Linked DNA regions of Homo sapiens: region 2 is linked to region 1. A link is a loop called in an ENCODE intact Hi-C map of the cell type or tissue named here. Cell type or tissue: OCI-LY7. All regions are shown on one strand. Each heading gives the region's core, and the rest is flanking DNA. Links, peaks and the distances in the headings are about the cores only. Region 1 overlaps MASP2 (MBL associated serine protease 2). Region 2 has its middle 66 kb from the start of UBIAD1.

What was found. Peaks named below come from ENCODE experiments on the same cell type or tissue, not always from the same donor. Only the 100,000 strongest peaks of a DNase experiment are listed, where the experiment ranks them.
Region 2: a loop joins it to region 1, with 9 times the contacts of the local background. A loop is called at or near these places in 5 of 110 quality-filtered maps.

Annotation. Positions count from the first base shown.
Region 1 is chr1:11,034,245-11,042,244 of GRCh38, forward strand. MASP2 (MBL associated serine protease 2) reads right to left here. Exons shown (of 11, transcript NM_006610.4): 7 at 3,449-3,567; 8 at 584-662. Among named protein-coding and RNA genes, the nearest start is that of MASP2, 9.0 kb to the right of the region's middle. In OCI-LY7, for the core only: a CTCF peak has its summit at 3,537 (motif pointing right); a DNase peak (open chromatin) is centred at 3,557.
Region 2 is chr1:11,330,809-11,347,504 of GRCh38, forward strand. No RefSeq gene overlaps it. Among named protein-coding and RNA genes, the nearest start is that of UBIAD1, 66 kb to the left of the region's middle. RefSeq lists enhancers at 1-561, 562-1,539, 3,032-3,534, 12,797-13,297. In OCI-LY7, for the core only: CTCF peaks have their summits at 6,886 (motif pointing right) and 7,085; a DNase peak (open chromatin) is centred at 6,893.

The DNA.
Region 1 (8,000 bases), core at 1-8,000:
AAAAAAAAAAAAAAAAAACCTTGTCAAAGAACATATTTTTCTAAAGCACATACCTTCCCTAGTAGGTTGGTTCTGTTTTAACCTCTAAGAATGCACTGAGAGATGAGTAAAAAGAAGCAAATTTGAAATTCAAGGGCTGATAAATGGATCATTAAAAAAAAAAAACCAAGGATCCGGGCACAGTGGCTCACGCCTGTAATCTTAGCACTTTGGGAGGCTGAGACCGGTGGATCACTTGAGGTCAGGAGTTCGAGACCAGCCTGGGCAACATGGCAAAACTCTGTCTCTACAAATAATACAAAAATTAGCCAGGCGTGGTGTCAGGTGCCTGTGGTCCCAGCTACTCAGGAGGCTGAGGCAGGAGGATTGCTTAAGCCTGGAAAGATAGAAATTGCAGTGAGCCGAGATCACACCGCTGCACTCCAGTCTGGGCAACAGAGCAAGACCCTGTCTCAGAAAAAAAAAAAAAAGGGAAAGAAAAAAGAAAGTAAACAGAAAACCAGAGAAGCAATAGAAGCAGCAACAGTAGCAGCAGAGGGAGTTCCGGGCGGTTATGGGGCCTGTAGTCACCACACGACCGTACTGCTGCACGCGGGCATTGGCCGGTCCCAAGATCCATCTTTCTGACAAACTGCAGTAAAGGATTTCAGGGGCAAGTGACCCTAAAGAAGAATTCAGAATATATTAATTTCCTTGTTTATATCATAAAATCACTCCCCAAAGCTGTGCTCTCACAGCAGTTCCTATTCTAGTGTTTTACGAGGTGCTCCTGAAGGGGGTGGCAGCACACATGACTAGTATCTGCGTGTGCTGGGGTTGGGGGGATGCCTGGCACATGGACGCACTGCCCCACCGCCTCGGTGCACGTCTATGCCACCTAGGTTACGTATTTCATCACTCAACAGGTATTGGCATTTTATGAATCAGATGGAACCTTTGCAGCAATTTATAATTTTTTTTTTGCTTTTCACCCTAATACAAAAACATATCAGATCTCAGCCAGGTGCGGTGGCTCATGCCTGTAATCCCGACACTCCTGGAGACCAAGGCGGGTGGATCACTTGAGGTGAGGAGTTCAAGACCAGCCTGGCCAGCATGGTGAAACCCTGTCTCTACTAAAAAAATACAAAAAATTAGCCTGGCATGGTGGCGTGCACCTGTAATCCCAGCTCCTCAGGAGGTTGAGGCAGGAGAATTGCTTGAACCTGTGAGGCGGGGGTTGCAGTGAGCCGATATTGCAACACTGCACTCCAGCCTAGGTGATAGAGTGAGACCCTGTCTCAAATCATCATCATCATCATCATCATCATCATATCTCAACATTTCTGCATCTGATGTTCCACCATTTCTTTATATAAAGTGACAGAGGACCAGGCGCAGTGGTTCACACCTGTAATCCCAGCACATTGGGAGGCCGAGGTGGGAGGATTGCTTGAGCTCAGAAGTTCAAGACCAGCCTGGGCAACATAGTGAGACCCCCACCTCTACAAAAAAGACAAAAGTTAGCCGGGCGTGTTGGCGCTTGCCTGTAGTCCCAGCTACTTGGGAGGCTGGGGTGAGAGGATTGCTTGAGCCTGAGAGGTCAAGGCTGTGGTGAGCTGTGATCGTGCCACTGCACTCCAGCCTGGGTGACAAAGTGAGACCCTGTCCAAAAAAAAAAAAAAAAAAAAAAGCCAGAGGACTGTGGTGACAAGTTTGAGAAAGCAGGTGTGATCAGACTTGCAAGTGTGTCTGTGTATCTGTCTAGCTGGTGGCCATTAGCTGGAGGAGGGCTACTAAGAGTTCTTTTGTGAGCTTCGTCTGTGTGCTGTCCATCAGCTTTCACCGCCAGCGTCATTCACAGGGAAACATTTTTCGACTTGCTAAGATAATGTTTTTCTAAAATCAAACATTAAAATAAAAGAAGATGGCTTTGGCAGAAACCCTGTGCCGCAAAGGATTTCAGGTCTTCTTGTGTTAAGTCAGAAACTAAAGAAGTCGCCGGGCGCGGTGGCTCACGCCTGTAATCCCAGCACTTTGGGAGGCCGAGGCGGGTGGATCATGAGGTCAGGAGATCGAGACCATCCTGGCTAACAAGGTGAAACCCCGTCTCTACTAAAAATACAAAAAATTAGCCGGGCGCGGTGGCGGGCGCCTGTAGTCCCAGCTACTCGGGAGGCTGAGGCAGGAGAATGGCGTGAACCCGGGAAGCGGAGCTTGCAGTGAGCCGAGATTGCGCCACTGCAGTCCGCAGTCCGGCCTGGGCGACAGAGCGAGACTCCGTCTCAAAAAAAAAAAAAAAAAAAAAAAAAAACAAAAAAAAAAGAAACTAAAGAAGTCTGTGGTCCGAGGAGCTGTGGAAAAGAGCCTGCACAAGAAGTTTGCAAGGTGGGAAAAGTGTCTCTCTTTTTTTTTTTTTTTTTTTGACCCGCCACAGGACTGTGGATTGCATACCTAGCTATCGTTCCAATGTTATTACTTTTTACCACTGGGATTCCATGACAATTTTGAAGAACATAAAGAGGACGTGTTAATTTCTTACCTGTGCCCCTAAAGCAACACGCTAAGCATTTTTTAAAATTATACTCCTCCCTTAACAGTGACCACTATTTATAACTTTGCAGAATATACTCTTTCCCGGGGCTGTCTACTTTTTTGTGGGCCCAGGAGTTGTTTCATGGAAAGGTCATTTGACCAGGGGGAGAACTTTAATTTGATGCAAGACTGGGCACATGGAACAGGATAGCAAACTCATCTTTCTGTCATTCCAGCCACTTCACAAAGAGCTGCTGTCGTGTGTGACCAACAGAAAAGTTGCCCGTTTTATTTTATTTTATATATTTTTTTGAGACAGAGTCTTGCTCTGTCACCCAGGCTGGAGTGCAGTGGTGTGATTTCGGCTCACCGCAACCTGCGCCTCCCAGGCTCAAGTGATTCTCCTGCCTCAGCCACCCGAGTAGCTGGGATTACAGGCGCCCGCCACCTAATAATTTTTGTATTTTTAGTGGAGACGGGGCTACTACCTCATCTAATTTTTGTATTTTTAGTGGAGACGGGGTTTCACCACGTTGGCCAGGCTGGTCTTGAACTCCTGGCCTCAAGTGATCTGCCTGCCTCTGCCTCCCAAAGTGCTGGGAATACAGGTGTGAGCCACCGCGCCTGGCCAAGTTGCCCATTTTAATCACCAGCTTTCCAAACTAGCTTTAAAACAAAGGGCTCGCTTATGTAAATTTAAAGTTAAGTATAAAGAAAGAAAGAAAAAAGGGCGGGATTCAGAATCACATTTTCCATAGCCATCCTTTTTGTCCTCTGAAAACTTATTTCTTGGCTTTTTATCATTTAAAGATAGACAAAAGAAATCATGCTGACACACGATTTTCTCACTTTCCTTTCACATATCTGCAGATAGAAATATGTTTACATTTCAAAGCAATCGTCATTGATCGTGGTGTACTTTGTTTTAACTCACTTGCAGAAGCTCATAGCCAGTCTCGCAAAAGATGGAGAAGCTGTCTTTCAGGATGTATTTGGCTTGCACAGGTGAAACGTGGCCATTAGGTGGCGCCATCGGATAAGGGCAAGGCTGCGCTGCGCAGAGGAAACCAGGCTTGTTGGTTTTCATGTGGTCTACAGCAGCCAAGACTGAATCGAGCCATCTGAAGTTCTTAGTTTATAAAGAATACTTAACATGTAAAGAGAGCTCACCATACGTGGGGTAGGGTTCTTTAAAACCAAAGGCAAGATTAAACTCTCAGGTGCTTTTGCAAATTAAGGTTTCTTGTTTTCCCTGGGACTGAGCAAAAGGTATGTGAGAAAGCTGGGTTATGTGGGAAGATGGTGCAGTCCCCACAAATAGAACATCTGCTCCATGCCAGGAACTTCAGAGCCATGGCTCAAAACCAAGAGAGAGTGTAACTCCGAGGAAAAGAGCTCAGGGGAGGCTTTGGGACTTGCATGGGACTGGAGCTGTGTTTAAATCCTAGCTCTCCATTTCCCCATGGTTATGTGTAACCTCTCTGAGTCTCAGTTTCTTCATCTGCAAGATGGGGGGCGGTTGACGATAATAGTTGCCCCAGGGCTGTTGTGAAGATCAAATACAAAGCACCTAGGCTAGTTCTTGGCGGAGCTGTAATCAACCCTCACAGCAGCCCCATAGGACAGCTGTTATGGCATGGGGAGAAAAACCGGCTGACAGACTTGAAACTAAAGATCCAGGCTGATTTGGGGAGCCTCAGGCTTCCCCTCATGAGCTGCATTCCACTCTGGCCCCCAAACCCTGGCCTCCACTCACCCCAAGGCTTCAGTGCTCCCCAGCTGCCCCTAAAAACCCACTGGTCAGTTTCGGAGTCCTCTCCTCCCTCCAGCACCTGCTAGCATCCAGTGATCCCTGCCAAGCTGCTGGGGCAGCTGGGTGCACCTGGGTGCCCCTGACCCAGCCTGTGGCCTGGGGAAGCTCTCAGTCCCATGCAGGTCCCAAAGTCTCCCCTTGAGGAATCAATCTCCAGGGACAGCCTTGGTGGACCTGTGGAGGCCCAGGGCTTCTAGCACTTGAGTGTCTGTCACGACGAAGAGGTGGTGGAAGTTCTGGCAGGGCCTCAGAGGGCAGAGCCAGGGCCAGTGGGGGTGGTCCTGAGAGGCAGAGTGTGTAGATCCTGGCTGCAAACTGCTGAAGCTGTGGCTCTGGTGCAACACTCCATGGTCAGAACTCCTTTTTCCCCTGCCCCAACTCATACCCACACTTCAACTTCCACAGCTCCACACCCTGAAGAGTGAAGCCTCTGGGCTTTTGCACATACTCTTCTGCCACCTAGAACTCTTCTGCCACCTAGAACTCTGTCCAACACCCACTTATCCTTTAAATTCAATCTCAGCATTTCCTATTCAAGGATAGCTTCCTAGCTCCTAGCCCCTGTCTGGTGAGGTCCTCCTTTGGACTCTCACATTGCCCAGTGCTTGGCTCTAGGCTGTGCTTGCCACAGGGCTCTGGTTATGTTTCTGTGACTGTTCCCTTACTGGACTGAGCAGAGGCTGTGAGAACTGTGGCTTCCACGTTACATATCCCTAGTAGACATCCATAGGATGGAATGATGGGTGGATGGAAGGATGGTGGATGGATGGATGGATGGATGGATGGATGGATGGATGGATGGATGGATAGATTGGTGGATAGAAGGACTGGTAGGCAGAAGGATGGGTGTATGGATAGATGGCTGGCTGGATAGAAAGATAAGTAAGGTAGAAGAATGGGTGGATGGACAGATGAATGGCTGGAAGGATGGATGAAAGAATGAATGGATGAATGGATGGATGGGTGGGATCTGTAGGTAGAAGGATGGGTGGATGGATAGATGGATGGCTGGAAGGATGGATGGATGATGGATGGATGGATGGATGGATATATGGGTGGATATATAGGTGGATGGGTGGATGGATGAATGGATGCATGGATGGATGGAAGAATAGGATTGGTAGGTAGAAGGATGGGTGGGTGGATAGATGGATAGCTGGAAGGATGGATGGATGGATAGATAGAAGGATGTGTGGGTAGAAGGTCGGGTGGATGGTTGGATGAATAGAAGAATGGATAGATAGAAGGATGGGTGGATGCAAGGATGGGTGGGTGGGTAGGTAGGTGGATAGAAGGATGGATGGATGGATGGATGGATGGATGGATGGATAGATGGATGGATAGATGGATAGGATGGGTGGGTGGGTGAATGGCTGTAAGAATGGGCGGATGGGTAAATGGATGGGTGGGTGGATGAATGAGGGATAGGATTGGTAGGCAGAAGAATGGGTGGGTGGGTAGATGGACAGTTGGAAGGATGGATGGATACATAGAAGGATGTGTAGGTAGAAGGATGGGTGGATGGTTGGATGAATAGAGGAATGGATGGCTAGAAGGATGGGTGGATGGAAGGATGGGTAGGTGGGTGGGTAGATGTACAGAAGGATGGATGGATGGGGCTGGGCGCGGTGGCTCACGCCTGTAATCCCAGCACTTCGGGAGGCCAAGGCGGATGGATCACGAGGTCAAGAGATCAAGACCATTCTGTCCAACATGGTGAAACTCTGCCTCTACTAAAAATATAAAAATTAGCTGGGCATGGTGGCGCATGCCTGTAATCTCAGCTATTCTAGAGGCTGAGGCAGGAGACTTGCTTGTTCCAGGAGGCAGAGGTTGCAGTGAGCTGAGATTGTGCCACTGCACTCCAGCCTGGCAACAGAGCAAGTCTTTGTCTAAAAAAAAAAAAAAAAAAACGGATGGATGGATAGGGTGGGTGGGTGAATGGCTGAAAGAATGGGTAGATGGATGAATGGATGGGTGGGTGGATGGATGGATAGGATTGGTAGGTAGAATAATGGGTGAATGGAAAGAGGGATGGCTGAAAGGATGGATGGATGGGTATATGGATGGATGGATAGGATTGGTAGGTAAAATAATGGGTGGGTGGATAGATGGACAGCTGGAAAGATGGATGGATGGATGGATGGATGTGTAGGTAGAAGACTGGGTGGATGGGTAGATTAATAGAAGAATGGGTGGGTGGGTGGATAAAGGATGGATGGATGGATAGAAAGATGGGTAGGTAGAAGAATGAGTGGACAGATGGATGACTGGGAGAATGGGTGGGTGGATGGATGGATGGATGGATGGGTAGGTAGGTAGAAGAATGGGTGCATGGATAGGATTGGTAAGTAGAAGGATGGGTGGGTAGATAGATAGCTGGAAAGATGGATGGATGGATGGATGGATAGATAGAAGAATGTGTAGGCAGAAGGATGGGTGGATGGGTAGATGAATATGTGGATGGGTAGATGAATATAAGGATGGGTGGGTGGAAGGATGGGTGGGTAGGTGGATGGATAGAAGGATGGATAGATGGATGGATGGATGGATGGATGGATGGAAGGATGTGTTGGTAGAAGGAAGGGTAGATGGGTAGATGAATTGGATGGATGGATGGAAGGATGTGTTGGTAGAAGGAAGGGTAGATGGGTAGATGAATAGGATGGGTGGATAGAAGGATGAGTGGATGGAAGGATGGATGGGTGAGTAGATGGATAGAAGGATGGATGGATGGATAAATGGAAGGATGGGTAGGTAGAAGGATGATGGATGGATAGATAGGTGTCTGGAAGAATTGGCAGATGGATGGATGGATGGATGGATGGATGAGTGGATGGATGGATGGATGGATGGATGGATGGATTGGTAGGTAGAAGGATGGGTGGGTGCATAGATGGACAGCTGGAAGGATGGGTGGATGGGTGGATAGATAGAAGGATGTGTAGATAGACAAATGGGTGGATGGACAGATGAATAGAAGGATGAGTAGACAGAAGAATAAGTGGGTGGGTGGGTGGATGGATGGTGGATGGATGGATGGATGGATGGATGGATGGATGGATGGAATGATGGGTAGGTAGAAGGATGAGTGAATGGATAGATGGATGGCTGGAAGTATGGGTGAGTGGATGGATGGGTGAATGGATGGATGGATGGATGGGTGAAGAATGGGTGGGTGGGTGGATGGATGGAAGAATGGGTGGATGGATGGATGGATGGATAGAAGTATGTGTAGGTAGAAGGATGGGTGGATGGGTAGATGAGTAGAAGGATGGGTTGATAGAAGGATGGGTGGGTGGAAGGATGGGTGGATGGGTGGTTGGATAGAAGGATGGATGGATGGATGGAAGGATGGGTAGGTAGAAGTATAAGTGGATGGATAGGTGGAAGAATGGGTGGATGGATGAATGGATGGATGGGTGCATGGATGGATAAGTAGGTAGAACAATGGGTGGTTGGATAGATGGATGGCTGGCAGGATGAGTGGATGGGTGGATGGATAAGATTGGTAGGTAGAAGGATGGGTGGGTGGCTATATGGATAGCTGGAAGGAATGGATGGATGCATGGATACATGGATGGAAGGATGGATGGATGGATGGACAGACAGGACGATGGGTGTATGGATGGATGGATAGAAGGATATGTAGAAGGATGGGTGGATAGAAGGA
Region 2 (16,696 bases), core at 3,413-11,412, 300 kb after region 1:
ACATGATGAAACCCCGTCTCTAAAAAAATACAAAAAAGAAAAAAAAAATTAGCCAGGCGTGGTGGCGGGCACCTGTAATCCCAGCTCCTTGGGAGGCTGAGGCAGGAGAATCCCTTGAACCCGGGAGGCAGAGATTGTAGTGAGCCGGGGTCACGCCACTGCCCTCCAGCCTGGGTGACAGACTACATCTCAAATAAACTAAAAAAAAAAAAAGAGAGAGAGAGGTTGCAGTCCTGATTCTGACCTTTGGCAGGGGAAATAGCTGGCTCTGGCTGCCCCAGCCCCTCCTCCGTTCAGCTCCGGGCTTGGAGCTGGAAGCCAGTTGATGCCCTCCCCTCTCCCTGCTTCCCCGAGCCGCTGGCAGGCACTGGTACTTCCCCTGTGCCAGGCTCTGTGTCGAGGGCTTTACACGTATTATCTCATTTAATCCTCTCACCCACCCAGACTACATAGTCTCTCCTCAATGACTACCTTCCATTCATTCGCCCTGTTCTCCGCTTCCTAGCCCTGATGACAAATCATGATATGCTTTTGCTTGTTTACTTGTTGTCTGTCTTCCCACTTAGACTGTAAATTCCTTTTGTTCTCTGCAGCATCCCGAGCACTTGTAGAAGGCCTGGCTCACTACATTTTTTCTTTTTAAATAAATGAGGGACTTAATCAAGTGACTAGGCTCAGAGTCATTTTCTCAGGATCACCCAGCTTGTGTCTGTAGAGCTGGAATCCACACCCATGTTGCTGAGGGAACCTGCTCCCCTGTGATGACAGGAGCTGCTGGGAGGAGTTTGAGTTTCAGGCCCAGCACAGAAGCCAAGAATAACTGAAACCCCAGTGCCTTTACATTCACCTCTGCACAATGAATCGAGCTTCCCAGTGGTGCTGGGAGCAGAGCCGGATTCTCCCCTAAACTGGAGGCTGGCCATCGGACACCCTTCCTGGCCTGAACTCTCTTTCCTTCCCTGCAGGGAACCCCAGCCATGGCTGCATGCTCTGGCTGGGAGTAACAGTGAGCCTCAGGCTGGGGAGGCAGAGGGACAGCAGAGCACACACCCCTAGATGGATGTAGAGGATATGGGAATAAAGACCACATTCCTCACCCCTGTTTGGAAACGGGGAAGCGGGAGAGGCACAGCTCATCTGCCGGCACTGTCAGCTTGGCCTGCGGAATAGACCCTAAGTCCGATGACTTCATCCCCACCACTACCTACCGCTCCATTCCCCTCGCCTCACAGCTGCATGACCGAAGGATCCTCTCCCTCCCACTCAACTCCTACCATCTATTTTCCACCCAGCAGCCAGAGTGGTTTTTAAAAGAACAAACTAGGCTGGACGTGGTGGCTCACGCCTGTGATCCCAACACTTTAGGAGGCTGAGTCAGGAGGACTGCTTGAGGCCAGGAGTTTCAAGACAAGCCTGGGCAAAACAGCAAGACCCTGTTTCTAAAAAAAAAGAAAAAAAATTATCTGGGCTTGGTAGTGCACTTGTGTAGTCCCAGCTACTTGGTAGGCTGAGGTGGGAGGATGATTTGAGACGAAGAGGTGGAGGCTGCAGCGAGCTGTGATCACGCTACTGCACTCCAGCCTGGGCAATAGAGCGAGACCCTGTCTCAAAACAATAAAAATAAAAGAACAAACCAGATTATGTTGTTGCTGGCTTAAAACTTTGAATAGCTTCCTATTCTACTTACAAAATAATCCAGGCTGGGCACGGTGGCTCATGCCTGTAATCCCAGCACTTTGGGAGGCCAATGTGTGTGGATTGCTTAAGCCCAGGAGTTGAAGACCGGTCTGGGCAACATGGCGAAACCCTGTCTCTACAAAAAATACAAAGATTAGCTGAGCATGGTGGCACGTGCCTATAGTCCCAGCTAGTAGGGAGGTGGACATAAGAGGATCCCTTGAGCCCAGTAGGCCAAGGCTGCAGTGAGCCATGATCAGGCCATTGGACTCCAGCCTGGGTGACAGAGTGAGACCCTGCCTGTGTCAAAAAAAAAAAAAAAAAAAAAAAAAAAGCCTGGGCTCAGTGGCTCACACCTGTAATCCCAGCACTTTGGGAGGCCGAGGCGGGGGATCATTTGAGGTCAGGAGTTCGAGACCAGCCTGGCCAACATGGTGAAACCCCGTCTCTACTAAAAATACAAAGAATTAGCAGGGTGTGGTGGTGCGCGTCTGTAATCCCAGCTACACGGGAGGCTGAGGCAGGAGAATCACTTGAACCCAGGAGGTAGAGGTTGCAGTGAGCCGAGATTGTGCCACTGCACTCCAGCCTGGGTGACAGAGCGAGACTCCATCTTGGAAAAAAAAAGACAAAAAATCCAAGCTTCTCTTTGTGTCCCATGCCTGACCTAACCTTCTCTTCTTTTTCCAGCCTCTTCTCACCCCAAGATCTCCTCCACTGCCCTACCACACTGACCCTTTCTGCCCCTGTACCGCCAGAACTCGGTCTCTCTCCACACCTTTGCCCTTCCATTCTCTCTGCCTGGCATGCTCTCGTCTCAGATCTAAGGGCTGACTGCTTCTTATCATTCAGGTCTCAGCACAGATGTCACCTCTGTGCAGAGCCTTCTCCTGACCACCCCCGAACCCAGCACATCCTATCTCCTTTTCCTGTTTTATTGCTTCATTGCATTTGACATTGTGAGTCTAAAATCTAAGATTTTGTCATTTATTTATAGTTTATTCTTTTCATATCTGTCTCCCCCACTGGAATGTCAGTTAGCTCCATGAGGGCAGGGACTGTGTCTGGTCATTGCTCTGACTCTGGGGCCCTGAACAGTGTGCGCCTCATAATAGGTGTTCAATAAATGTTTGCTGAATGCATGAATGCATGAACATTTCATGTTGGAGGGAGGCTTGCTTGGGGCATCCCTGCTGGGCAGCTTAGCTCCTTCCTGCCCCAGGACCTTGCTATGCCAACACTAGAAGGTGAGGAGGGGGGCAGGGAGGGAAGTGGGGATGAGGTCAGAGCTCCCAGCCTGAGTGCCACTCCTCGGGTGCTGAGCCGTGGGGGGTGACGGCCGCTCTGAGGGAGATGGATGACCTGTACTGGGTGGCTGCCCCGGGAAGCTGCTTCCTATTAATAACAGCAGTAGCACTGCCAGGAGGGGAAGGGGAGGGAGGCAGAGGCAGCGGAGATGGGATAATGCCCCTCACCCCTCACCAAGCCAGGAAAATGGCATCGTATTTTCTAGAAGACAAGAATGCCACTTTTAAAGAAAATTAGGCCAGGCACGGTGGCTCACGCCTGTAATCCCAGCACTTTGGGAGGCCGAGGCGGGCGGATCACCAGGTCAGGAGATCGAGACCATCCTGGTGAACACGGTGAAACCCCGCCTCTACTAAAAAAAAAATACAAAAAATTAGCCGGGCATGGTGGCGGGCGTCTGTAGTCCCAGCTACTTGGGAGGCTGAGGCAGGAGAACGGTGTGAACCCTGGAGGCGGAGCTTGCAGTGAGCCGAGATCGCGCCACTGCATTCTAGCCTGGGCGACAGAGTGAAACTCTGTCTCAAAAAAAAAAAAAAAAAAAAAAATTTGGCCTGGTTTGTAAATGGGTCTCTGTCTGCTCTGCAGCCCTCCCTGTGGACAACTCCTCCGTGCGTGGAGGCTTCTTCCCCGGCTGGGTGGACCCTACAGGCAGCCAGAGGGATGTCCCCCTTACCCCTCCCCTTGTCTGGGCCAGCCCCAAACAGAGGCCGTGGCTGAGAGGGAAGTGTCTGCACCCTGGGGCTGGGGAGGATGAACTTTGTCCAAACTCCTCTGACTCCTTTCTCCGAGGGTGGTTATTGGGAAACAGGAGTGAAGGTGAGTATGGGAGGGAGGAGGAGGAGGAGAAGCAGAGAGAGAACAGAGATGGTGTAGGCTGCTTGGTGGCAGACCGGGGCGTGGGCAGGAAGGCCCAATCTGGTCCCACCAGATACCTGGCTTTGCCCTTGTCCTGGGGCAGGCAGGGGGCATTGAGGAGCTGGCAGAACTGTGGACAGAAGGAGAGCGGAGCCGCTTTCTCTCCCAGCGAGAAAAGAGCCCAGTCACTCTCATTTTCAGGGGAAGCAACATGCCACACCCCCCGAGACACCTCTGTCCCCAGCACAGTAGCTCCTGATGGCTGCCCGGTGAGGATGCTGCGGGCAGGTCCCACTGTCCCCCCAGGCTCTGGCGTGCTCCCCCCAACCAAGATGCCCCAGCAGGGCCCCTAGTGGCCCAGGTCTGTGGCCATCCTGGTTCCTGTCTCCACTGTCTATCTGGAGCCCCTCTCCAAGCCTCCATCCCCCACCAGCCCCCTCCCCGCCTCACCGGGCCACAGCCCCAGCTTGGTCTCTATCTTCTCACCCAGCCCTGCCTCTCACTAGGCCTCACTGCCGCCTAGCCCTATCCCTTCTTTGGGCCCTGATCCTCTGTCCTGAGTCCTCTGGCCCCGGACACGTTATACTTCCATGACCAAGGGTCTTTGTAAATTCTTCAGGCGCTCTCCAGAAGCCCCAGTCCCCTCATACTCACAGCTCTGAACACAGCCCGGCCCTGTCCCTAAAACCCAGACAGGACCCGCATGTGCCGTGACCTCCCACTCTCCAGTGTGGCCCCTAAGAACTCAGGGTCGGGCTTGGCATTAGCCTGGAGGCCTGGAGCCTGCTCATTCAGTCCTGAGCTGACAGAGAAGGTCATTAGCAAGTTCCTAACTGGGCCACACCTCCTGGGCTGTGAGGACGGCTTGTGCCAGAGAAACATCACACTCCGTGTATCTCACTTCTTGGGGTGGTGGCACTTGGTGGTGCCGGGGACTCCCACATGTACTTGTGAGAAGTCTCAGTTCCCCATCTCCTTCTAGCCACCTCTCTGTCACCTCCCTCTGCTGGGTTGTGGAGGGGTGGGGTATGTCTCGGGGTGTCCCTGTGTGGCCTCAGGCATCATTTGTAGCTCTCCTGTGGGTTGAGGTTTCTTCTCGGGGCTCATTCACCCCGGCTCCCATAACCCTACCCCACCATTTCCTAAGCAATAACCCCGTATCAAGCACTGGGCTAAGCAGGATCTTCATGGCCTCACAAGGTGGGACCTGTCACTATTTCTGTGCTCAGCAGAGGAAATGGAGGTTCAGAGTTGTCAAGCCACTTGCCTAAGGTCACAGAGCTAAACCCTGGTGGAGCTGTGATTAGGCTATAGGTCTGGGTGGCTCCTGCCTGAGTTCCTGGGGCTCAAGTTACCCCATATCAAACTGGGAGACCCTGTGTGGTCATTTCTTGGTGCCAGAGTCTGGTTGAGGGGCACAGGCAGGGAAGCTGGGTCTGGAACAGTCTGTCAGGTTGGACACTGTGATCACCTCCCATTGAAGCAGGAGGAGGTGCAGCCACAGGCCGTTAAGTGATTGTTTATTCAAAATGAAAGGAAATCTCCCGAACAAAGCAAGAAACTCAAAGATTGAAGCGCAGGGCCTGGGTGGGAAAGAAGAAATTATCCGGTTCCTGCCCTTCCCCAGCAAAGCAGGCATGGCTAGAGCTGTCCTAGCCAGCACCAGAGTGGGCCCCTGGCCAGGCGCAATGGCTCACGCCTGTAATCCTAGCGCTTCAGGAGGCCAAGGAGGATCACTTAAGGCCAGGAGTTTGAGACCAGCCTGGGAAACTTGGTGAAACACCCCGTTTCTACAAAAAGTAGCCAGGTGCCTATAGCCCCAGCTACTCGGGAGGCTGAGGTGGGAGGATCACTTGAGCCCAGGAGTTCAAGGCCATAGTGAGCTATGATCATGCCACTGTACTTCAGCCGAGGCAGCAGAGTGATACCATATCTCAAAACAAAACAAAACAAAGCAAAAACCCAACAACAAAACAGCAGGCCCCAAGGAAGCCTGTGGCAGGGGCCTGAGGGGTGGTGCAGGTAGGGTTGGTGGGGTTTTCCTGGGTCATGCCTCTAACTAGATAATAATGATGCCTGTCTCATTGCGGTGCGGTGGGAATACAATGTGCCTATAGTATATATGTAGCGCATACTGTATATGCAGTGTATACAGTGCACATATAGTGCATTTACAGTGGACATCTAGTGCATATATGGTGTATACGTAGCGTATATATAGTGCACGTGCTGTAGTGTATATATCGTGCATATGTAGTGTACGTGTAGTGAATATACAGCGCATATATAGTACATATGTGGTGCACATATAGTGTGCATATATGGTACATAGTGCACATAGTGTACATGAAACATATGTACACGAAACATATACACACGTGCACTACATTACACGTGTGAATTACATTACACATCTATCATATATGTGGTGTACATGTAGTGGACATATAGTGCCTATGTAGCATATGAATATGTAGTGAATATATAGTGCATATAGAGTATCTATGCAGTGCATATACATGCACTATATATAACTATACGTGCATTTACACATACACTATATGTGCACTATATATTCACTACATAGGCAATCTATATGCACTTTATATTCACATATATACACTATATGTGCATTACATGTACACTACATTACACTACGCCACATTACATTACACGTGCATTACATTACACATATATATGGTCTATGTGGTGTACATGTAGTGCACATATAGTGTATATATAGTGCATATGTATATATAGTATATATACTATATATACATAGTGCATATGTAGTTTACATGTAGTGAGTAAACTGCATATATAGTACATATGTAATGCATATATATAGTGCATGTATAGTACCTATATCGTACATGTGGTGGACATGTAGGGCACATATGGCATATATAGCGTGTATATATAGTGCACGTGTGGCGCATATGTGGTGCATACACTGCATATGTAGTATATATACATACAGTGCTCAGGGACGATGCGCCTCCTGCCTGGGTTCCAGGGGCAGGCACTCTCATCTCCTCTCAGGCCCCCAGGGGGCGCACCTCCCCCCGGCCGGACGTGTTCAGGCAGCGGCTTCCCTTCAGCCCCCATGCAAGCAGGTGCTTTTTATTTAGACTGATTTATTATTGGAACAACTTGAATCAGCTTCAAAGTAAGTTAAATGAGAAGAGATCTTCACCCCTAGTCTCATAAATCAAGGGGTATTCAAAGAAAAGGGAAAACAAATCACAGAAGCCTGGAAACAGATGGGCTTTCGTGGCCTTGTATTCCTGGCCTCTCTCCTAGGGCGCGCTGGGAACCAGTCTTTCTTTCCTTCCTTCACCTGAAGAGCCTGGGTCGAAAGCTGTGCTCCTTCCCCCCTCCTCCCCCTCTTTCACCTCCTCCTCCTCCTCCCTCTCCTCCCCCTCCTCCCTCTCCTCCCCCTCCTTCCCCTCCCCTCCTCCTCCCCTACCTCCTCCTCCTCCCCCACCTCCTCCTCCTCCCCCTTCTCCTCTTCTCCCCCCCCTTCTCCTCCTTCTCCCCTCCTCCTCCTCCCTCTCCCCCTCTTTCACCTCCCCCTTCTCCTCTTCCTCCTCCTCGTCCTCCCTTTCACGGTCGCCAGGGAGAGGCTGGTGTCCCCATAGCGAGGGCTGGATTTAAGTTGAGACAAATTATCCTTCTCCCTTACGCAGTGCACATGCCCAGAGCCCCTTTCTAGCCTCAGGGCTCCTGGTGCCCTGTGGGGCAGGGGAATGTCTCCGGGCAGTGTGGTTTGGGGTTGGGAGTTGGAAGGACTGTGGTTCCTGGATGACTGTGGAGAGATGTGAATTTGGGAGTCTGGTTGTGAGGCCATCTGAGGCTGCCCAGTGTGTGGCTGTTGTGCTTTGTGTCCCTGTGTGTATGTCCTTGTGTGTATGTGTGTCCCCTTGTGTGTCCCCGTGTATGTGTGTGTCCCTGTGTGTGTCCCCATATGTGTCTGTGTGTGTATGTGTGTGTGTCCCCGTGTGGGTATGCGTGCGTGTATGTGTGTGTCTCCGTGTGTGTGTGTATGCACACAAAAGCAGCTGAGCATTCCTCAGGCCTGGCCTGGAATTTCAGATCCACTCTGGATGAAAGTTGCTGCTGGCTGCCTCTTCTGTTCCCCTAACTATGGGCACTGCCTTTTCCTTATGCCAAGCTGCCCGCAGCTGAGAGCAATGCAGGGTCTCCCTCTCTGCACAGCAAATTCTGGCTGGGGACTCCACTCTCCTGCTCCACAGGCCACCTGGACGCACTGCCCAGGGCCACGGGAGGGACACCTGCAGCGGATGGACATCAAAAACTAAGGTCAATGGCCGGGTGCAGTGGCTCATGCCTGTAATCCCAGCACTTAGGGAGGCTGAGGCAGGAGGATCACCTGAGGTCAGGAGTTCAAGACCAGCCTGGCCAACACGGTGAAACCCGTCTCTACTAACAATGCAAAAATTAGCCAGGTGTGGTGGTGGACACCTGTAATCCCAGCTACTCAGGAGGCTGAGGCAGGAGAATCACTTGAACCTGAGAGGTGGAGGTTGCAGTGAGCCGAGACTGAGCCACTACACTCCAGCCTGGGTGAGAGGGAGAGACTGTCTCAAAAAAAAAAAAAAAAGAAACTAAGGTCAATCGCCAATGAACAATGAGACAGCGTGGGGGTGAGACGGGAGGACACACCGGGAGGGGCGCAAGAAATGCCAGAGGCAGGAGACAGATGGGTCCAAGGGCCAGAGAGCCTGCTCCAGTGGCTCCTCGGAGTGAGATGGGTCAGAGAGGGAGGCAGGAGACCAGAAAATACCAAGGAAGAAAAATCTAAGGTAAGGGAGACCAAGAAAGAAAGAAGAAGGAGTCAGACGTGCAGCTGCAGGGACAAAGACACATAAACCGGGGGTGAGAGAGACAGAGTGAGAGTTGCCTCCAGCTGGGGCTGGGTGGGGAACTTAGTTCCCACCAGGGTTGTGGACTTGGGAGCTTGCTTGCGGGGAGGAGGGCTAATTGGCGATTTCATCCAGGTCCTCCAGAACGTCTGCAGAAAAACAAACCCGCTAAACATCTCTCACCGTCTGTCATCTTCATTTTGCTTTTGTCTTCAGAATAAAGAGAATCTGAAACTCCCTAGGAGAAGCGGCTCCAGCGGCTCTCAGGCTGTCTCCCGTTCTGCTCCTTCTTCATGCTTTTCTGGTTGGAGTCTTTGTTCCGCAGCTTCTTGCCCTGGTTCAGGCTGGCGGCTGCTCTGACCCGGCGTGCTGGGGTCTCCATCCCCATCTCTGTCACACTGTGGTCTGGAGTGTCTGGGTCTCTTGCTCCCCTCCCCCTCCCCCCAGGCTCAGCCTGAGCCACCCCACCCCCCTTGGCCCGCGTGGCCGCTGCTGATCCTTGCTACTCCCAGCTGTCTCCGTGGCTCAGCCTGCAGATTGACAGGGCCCATAAATCACCGTGGCAAGGCAGGGCCCTGGGAAAGGAACACGGGGCCAGGTGCTGACAGGGCTGGCCTTGGGAGCTGGGGCTTTCGGCTTTCTGGTGAATCGCTGGGGCGTGGAGCCTGTGGCTTCTCTCCCAGCTAAATGGAGCATTTTGGTTGCAGTGCCTGTGTCTCCTGCCGATTTTCTCCAGCTCCCTGGAAGGTGGGACAAGAAGAAATAGGTTGAATGTGAAGCAAGTGGGATTCGGGTTAGACTGAAAAGAAGAATTTGCAGTGATGAGGCTTAACTTTGGAAAGAGGAAACACTGGGATGGGAAATGGTGAAACCCCTTGGCAAGGAGTTGGTAAAATCTGGATGGATTCTGTCTGATGATTTATAGTGCTGCCTGGAGACAGGGGAATGAAACATATGATCCACTCGACACAGAAGCCTTTGCTTTGTTTGAGGGGAGCCCGGGGGCCAGGAGAGCAAAGAAGTTACCAGTGGGGGCTTGGGGAACATGCAGCTCCCCTCCTGACCTGCTGTGTGATCCTGAGCAAGTGACTCAACCTGGCTGGTCTCTATCTGTAAAATGGGGATAGTCCCACTTCGTAGACTTACCATGAAGCTTAAAGGGCAGTGTATGCAAAGGGCTCTGCACAGTGCTTGGCACAGAGAACTTTTAATAAAGCACAGTTATAGGCCAGGCATGGTGGCTCATGCCTGTAATCCCAGCACTTTGGGAGGCCAAGTTGGGTGGATCATCTGAGGTCAGGAGTTCAAGACCAGCTTGGCCAACATGGAGAAACCCCGTCTACTAAAAATACATTAGCTGGGTATGTTGGCGCATGCCTGTAATCCCAGCTACTCGGGAGGCTGAGGCAGGAGAATCTCTTGAATCCGGGAGGTGGAGGTTGCAGTGAGCCATCATCACATCATTGCTCTCCAGCCTAGGTGACAGAGTAAGACTCTGTCTCAAAAAAAAAAAAAAAAAGCAGTTATTATTATCGGGCAAGATACTCAGCCTTTCTAAACCTCAGTATCTTAATTCATAAAATCCTAACCCTCACTTAATCATTCAACACACACCTGGAGAGCCCCAATCATGTGCCAGACCGCATCCCAGGCTCTGGGGATGTAGCAGTTCACATAGCAGACACAATTCCTATCCTTGCAGAACTAACATTCTAATTAGAGGGAAGGGAGAGAGGCAAACAAGAAACAAATAGATGTGCTATGAGAAAATAAAGCCGAATAAGGGGCATAAAGAGTGATGGCTGGTGCAGTGGCTCACGCCAGTGCTTTGGGAGTCCAAGGCAGGAGGATCGCTTGAGGCCATGAGTTTAAGACCAGCCTGGGTAACATAGTGAGATCCTGTCTCTACAAAAAATTAAAAACTTAGCTGGGCATGGTGGTGTGTGGCTGTAGTCCCAGCTACTTGGGAGGCTGAGACAGGGGGATTGCGTGAGTCCAGCAAGTCAAGGTTGCAGTGAGCCGTGATTGCACCATTGCACCCCAGCCTGGGCAACTTAGAGTGAGACTCCATCTCTTTTTAAAAAAAAGTGAGAGATAGAAGAGGCTATTTTATATAAGGTGTCCAGACAGGCTGCTCTGATAATATTTCAGCAGAAACTTTCATGAAGTGAAGGAGTGAGCTGATAGGGGATATAAGGGTGGAGCATGCAGGCAGTGGGAACAGTGATTGCAAAGGCCCTGAGGCAGGTGAGTGTGGTTGGATTGGAGCCCAGGTGGGGAGAGTGGGCGGAGAAGCCATTGAAGAGGAAACACATAGTTCATTGTAAAGGCTTATCTATTGGCCCACGCGGCGCTCTTGCAGAATTTTGCTAGTGGAGTTCACCTGCCCTGGGAGGCCCTTTGGTTCCAGCATCCTGGGTGAACTGGATCTCCTGCCACTCCTACCTGTTCAGGACCTAGAGAACAGCAAGCCCGAGGCTCCATCTCCTGTTTACCGCTGGCTGTTCTGCTCTGTTTCTGATCCATGGCATGCAGCCATGACTTTATAACTTACAAAATCCTTTATTGCCATAAGTGGAGAGGAGTTTCATGCATGCAAACTTGTCCCAACCTGGCAGCTTCATCTTCATTTTGTAAATGTTGCAATGAAACTCCAGGAGGTTCTGTGCTTGCTGGAGGCGTATGGGCCATATGGTGTGGAGGAAGGGCTGTAGTTGACCACTGCTTTATAAGCAGCTTTGTAAACGTATATATTTCAAGATGACACACACATACACACACACACCCCAGTCCCAGAGTGACACAATCATAGGGCCATTGCCAGAGCAATCATGAGTACTGAAAAAGTGAACACATGGCCTCTGCACACCAGGTCCCAGGCCGCAGCTGTGGCAGACATCCCTAATCAATCACAGGACTCCTTCGTGCTGAGCCCAGATGCAACCTCAGAATCCTGGAAAGCCCATATGGGGTTGATTTATAAAAGGAAGCATTGGCCATTTTTGCTGCAGGGGCAAGCTGTCCTGGGGGGCCTTTCCTGGGGGATAGGGAACAGCATTGGCCTAATCTCGGGTCTTGGAACCCTGTTCTTGAACCCTTGGCAGCATTCTCTGCCGGATTTATAAAGTGACTGCAGCTCTGGAACATGAGACAAAATTAGTGCAGCCTCAGAGAGCGCTGTCTCGAAATTGGCTTTCCAGCGAGCGGCTGGGTCTCCTACTCTCCCCACAGGTGGGGCTGTTTGAGTCCCTGGTAGGATTTGTTCCAGCTGCCAGACATGGATTAGGCTTTTGACTGTTGAACCCAGACAAGGGGACCAGCTGTTTAATGAGCTGGAGGAGGAAGTGGCTCCTGAAAGCAAGTCCTTTTCTTGGCTCAGGCATGCAGATCAGACATGGAACCAGGAAAGCTGCCTCGCCAAGCTTGGTAACCAGAGGGAAATGAATGATAGTGATCTGACAGGGAAGGATAAGGACAGGGGAGAAGAGGGGAGGTGGGGAGAGGAGCAGGAGGGGAGGAGCCAGGAGGGAAATCATGGACCAGCCTTTGCCTAGACCCCAGGGCTCTGCTGCAGGCTCCACTCCTCTTGGCTTCTTTTGCTATCAGAATCATTGTGCCTTGGATCCTGGAGATCCCGAGGCATGTAGATGATCTAGGGGTAGGCTAGATACAGATTTACATTGATACCTGGAGACAGGATAACCTGGGTTCAAATTCCTGTTCCTCATTGACTTGCCTCCGTTTCCTCATCTACAAAATGGGCTTCGTGTTTCCATGAGCAGGGGCGTAATGCTCTCAGACTTCCCCACCCTGTCACATTCTGCCATTCAGCTTTTGGTAGATGTTCAAACTGCCATTTGGACCTTTATCCATGGGATTTCAGTGTCTCTCTCTTGATTGGATCTGAACTTGGTGGAGGAGGTGGTGGGTTTATTCATTAGAACCCACTGAACATTAATGGCACCCACCCACGTGTTTGATGTGACGATTAAGCAGGTGAAGGTGTTTGTAGCTGCTTGTATCCTCCATGTCTAGATATATAGCTAATCCATACCTGTGCATATCTATACCTATCAATACACACTGGGGCCCAGCACAGATCGGTGCTTAGTTTGTTTGCTTTTTGAGACAGTGTCTTGCTCTGTTGCCCAGGCTGGAGTGCAGCGGCATGATCTTGGCTCACTGCAACCTCCACCTCCCAGGTTCAAGCAATTCTCATGCCTCAGCTTCCTGAGTAGCTGGGATTGCAGGTGCCTGACACCAGGCCTGGCTTGTTTTTTTTTTTTTTTTTTTTAGTAGAGACAGGGCTTCACCATGTTGCCAGGTTGGTCTCGAACTCCTGGCCTCAAGCAATCCGCCCGCCTCAGCCTCCCAAAGTGCTGGGATTACAGGTGTAAGCCACTGCACCTGGCCAGATTGGTGCTTAGTTTAATTTCAGCTGGCGAGTCCTTCCCGTCCAGCCTCCTCCTAATGTGCCATTGTGGGGAGAGGGCAGGGAAGGTCTGAGAGCAGCCTCATGCCTTCCTGGAAGAGTGGGCCTGTCCTGGGGCCTGGAAAGCAGGGATGTGGTGGCAGCTCCCCAGGCAGCTTCCTGCTCCTCAGCTGAGATTTGGAATGAGTGATCCCCTCCCTGCGCAAACCCAGGTAGTCCTCAGGGAGGCAGGTGAGGGGAAGGTTTCAACCCCGCTTCTGCCACCAACAGCAAGGGGTGACCTGGGGGAAGTGAGTAGGTTGGGCCTGGGCTTGGGGCTCCGAGGAGATGGGTGGCAGGGCACAGCCTCCTAGAAAGTCAGGGAAGCAGGGCTAGCTCCAGTCACTGTCCCAACTGTCACCCAGTTTATGGAGAACTGCTCTGTGCCAGGCCCAGTGCTGAATAAGACACGCACGGTCCTGGCTCTCAGGCAGTTGATATTAACATGCTATCCTTCATGAAAATCATGAGAGTGCTGTCGGCCACAGTTCCGCAAAGAAGCTGTTGGGGCCACGTGCATTTCAGATTTCAAAATTGTTTTCAGATTTTATTAATGTAATGTTCCCTATATTACAGACGACTCCAACATATTCATATTTCTGTAGCGAAATACATGTGAATAGTGGGATACAGACTGTTAAGTATCTCTAAGGTCAGTTCAGTTTAGGTTTTGCTGCCAAATGAGTTTTGAAAAGCTTTTTGGTCTCAGAGCTTTGGGGATGTTGGAATGGCAGAGGAGGGATGAGGGACTGACCACTTCCCGAGCTCTGAGAAGCACTGGGCCGAGCACTTTCACTGGCTGAATACATTAAACGCTCACAACAGCCCTATGAGGTCCGTTCTATTTTTGTCATTCTGACTGTACAGAAGAGGAGATCCAGGCACAGAGAGGTTAAGTAATTCACCGAAGTTCACACAGCTAGTAAGAGGCAGAGCTTGGATTCAAACCCCTCGGGGGCCAAAGCCTGCCAAGGTCACATAGTTTACAATCCAATGTGTGGTGGGCAGGTTGGGGAGGTGGAGGGAGCACTAGCACAAAGATGGTTACAGTGCAGTGGAAGAAGTGCCAGAACTGGGGGGTCCAGGTCCCTGAAGCCCAGAGGCAGGGGCCCAACTCAGCTTAACGGTTGGGGAAGATGCCCTAGGGGAGCTGGCAGCTTCCCCAACCCCGAGGGCACCAGCCAGGTAACAGCGGGGAAGGGAAAAGTGTTTCAAGTGAAGGAAATAGCATAAACAGCAAGAACAAAGGCCTAGAGGAGAGAGAGAGCAAAATGGGGGTGCAGCCTGGAATGGGAGGCCACGGGGAAGGAGGTGGGGGCTTGGAGGGTAAGCTGGGACCAGCCTCACAGGACCTGCGGGGCCACACTGTGTCCTCCTGACTCATCTACTCCCTGACCCCTCACACCACCCCGGGGAATCCCATGATGGGAAGAGGTCAGATCTTCCTGCCTTCTGTCCAGGAAGAGGGACTGAGGAACAGGACTGTTTCCCATGCATGAGATCCTGAGTCCACAACCCCAGCCGAGCTCCCCTTCAAAGGTGGTGGGCAGGGGAGCAGGGGACTCGGAGACACACAGGGAGGGAAGGAGTATTTTTTTTTCTTTCTTTTTGAGACAGAGTCTCACTCTGTCACCCAGGCTGGAGCACAGGGGCACGATCTTGCAACCTCTGCCTCCCGGGTTCAAGCGATTCTCATGCCTCATCCTCCCAAGTAGCTGGGATTACAGCATGCACCCCCACAACTGGCTCATTTTTGTACTATTAGTGGAGACAAGCTTTCGCCATGTTGGTCAGTCTGGTCTCGAACTCCTGACCTCAAGTGATCCACCCACCTTGGGCTCCCAAAATGTTAGGATGACAGGCGTGAGCCACTGCGCTTGGCCGGGAAGGATTCTTTATCTTTGACTAGGAGTGCTTGATGAAACACCGGGGCTGGGGAAGGGGTGGGAGGATGAGAAGTGGACCAGTCCTTGCAGTGTCAGGACTCCCTCCCTGGGGGGCCATCTCCTCCCTCCCTAACAGGCTGGGTGCTTGGCTCCAGCCACTGCCAGGCGAGCAAACCCTCTGAGTGCCGAGGATGCACAAGCTGCCTCTCTCCTGGAGACGAGCCCCTGCCTGACAGATGAAATCTTTATTATGGTGATTTTTATTTGGGGGCGTGTGAGTGTGTGCACATCTGGGGCCCAGGCGGCAGCCGAAATTCCCACAAACGTGGCTCATGAATATTCCACAGTGTTGCCTACCGCACTTTGCAGCCATCGATTATTTATATGTGAAATAACGAAAGCTTCATAAATAATGGAACTGCCTGTGTCCCAGCTGCATCTCCCGCGTCCCTCTGCCTGGCCCAGGTGAGGGGATGGGCTATGCAGGGAACTGGCATCCGAGCAGGGAGTGGCCTTGACGTTCAAAAACTACTTTCTCCAGCAGAATTCACATCCTTCATAGGAAGGAGGCCTGCGTGGCGCAGGAATGTGTATGTGTGTGCACACTGTATGCACACATTGCGTGTACTCACTTTCCCACCCAGGGAGGGGCCAGAACACGCAGGGCTGGGCCGGGGGTTGCTTATACTGTAGACTCTGCAGTGTAGACTCTGTGCAGATGGGCACAGAGAAAAACCTTGTGTTAGATTACTGATGAGCTGGGAAAACAGCAGACATTTCTTTGTTCAATTCAATTTGAACCTCACCACTGTTGACTTGGAGTCGGCCAGTGTCTGATTCAGGAGAGGAAAATGGTTTTATGAAGTTCTCCCGTGTGTCACCCCTTTATTTATTTATTTATTTAGAGACAGAGTCTCACTCTGTTGCCCAGGCTGGAGTACAGTGGTGCGATCTTGGCTCACTGCAACCTCCGCCTCCTGGGTTCAAGTGATTCTCCTGCCTCAGCCTCCTGAGTAGCTGGGATTACAGGCACGCACCAACACACCTGGCTAATTTTTTATATTTTTAGTAGAGATGGGGTTTCACCGTGTTGGCCAGGCTGGTCTCGAACTCCTGACCTCGTGATCTGCCTGCCTCGGCATCCCAAACCACGCCCAGCCGAGTGTTACCCCTTTAGACGCAGAGCATGTCTTAAAGGGACAGAGAAAGCCTCCAATCAGCCTTGTCCCCCAAATCCTGCACTACACAAACTGCTTCCAAGTCTTCAGGGTAAATGTTTGGGGTTCAGGGGAGGTGAATTCATGGCAGATGAGCAGGTGTGCCCATGCAGAGTGGAAGCCTGGGATTGAAGGTGAAGACCTATGTGCCCAATTCCTCACCACCCCCCAGACATTTGACAATAGCTTCTTCCTCTGAGCAACTTCCATTTCTCAGTCTTCTCACCTCCATCGTCTCCAGTCTGTACAACCACCTTTAAAGCAGGTGCAATTAAAATACCACTTTGCAGAGACGGTTAGTGCAGTTAATAATTTGTCCAAAGTTGCAGAGCTTGATAAGTAGGAGAGCCTGAGCCTGTCCAGTTTTCCCCTTTCCACTGTTTTCTTCCTTCCTCC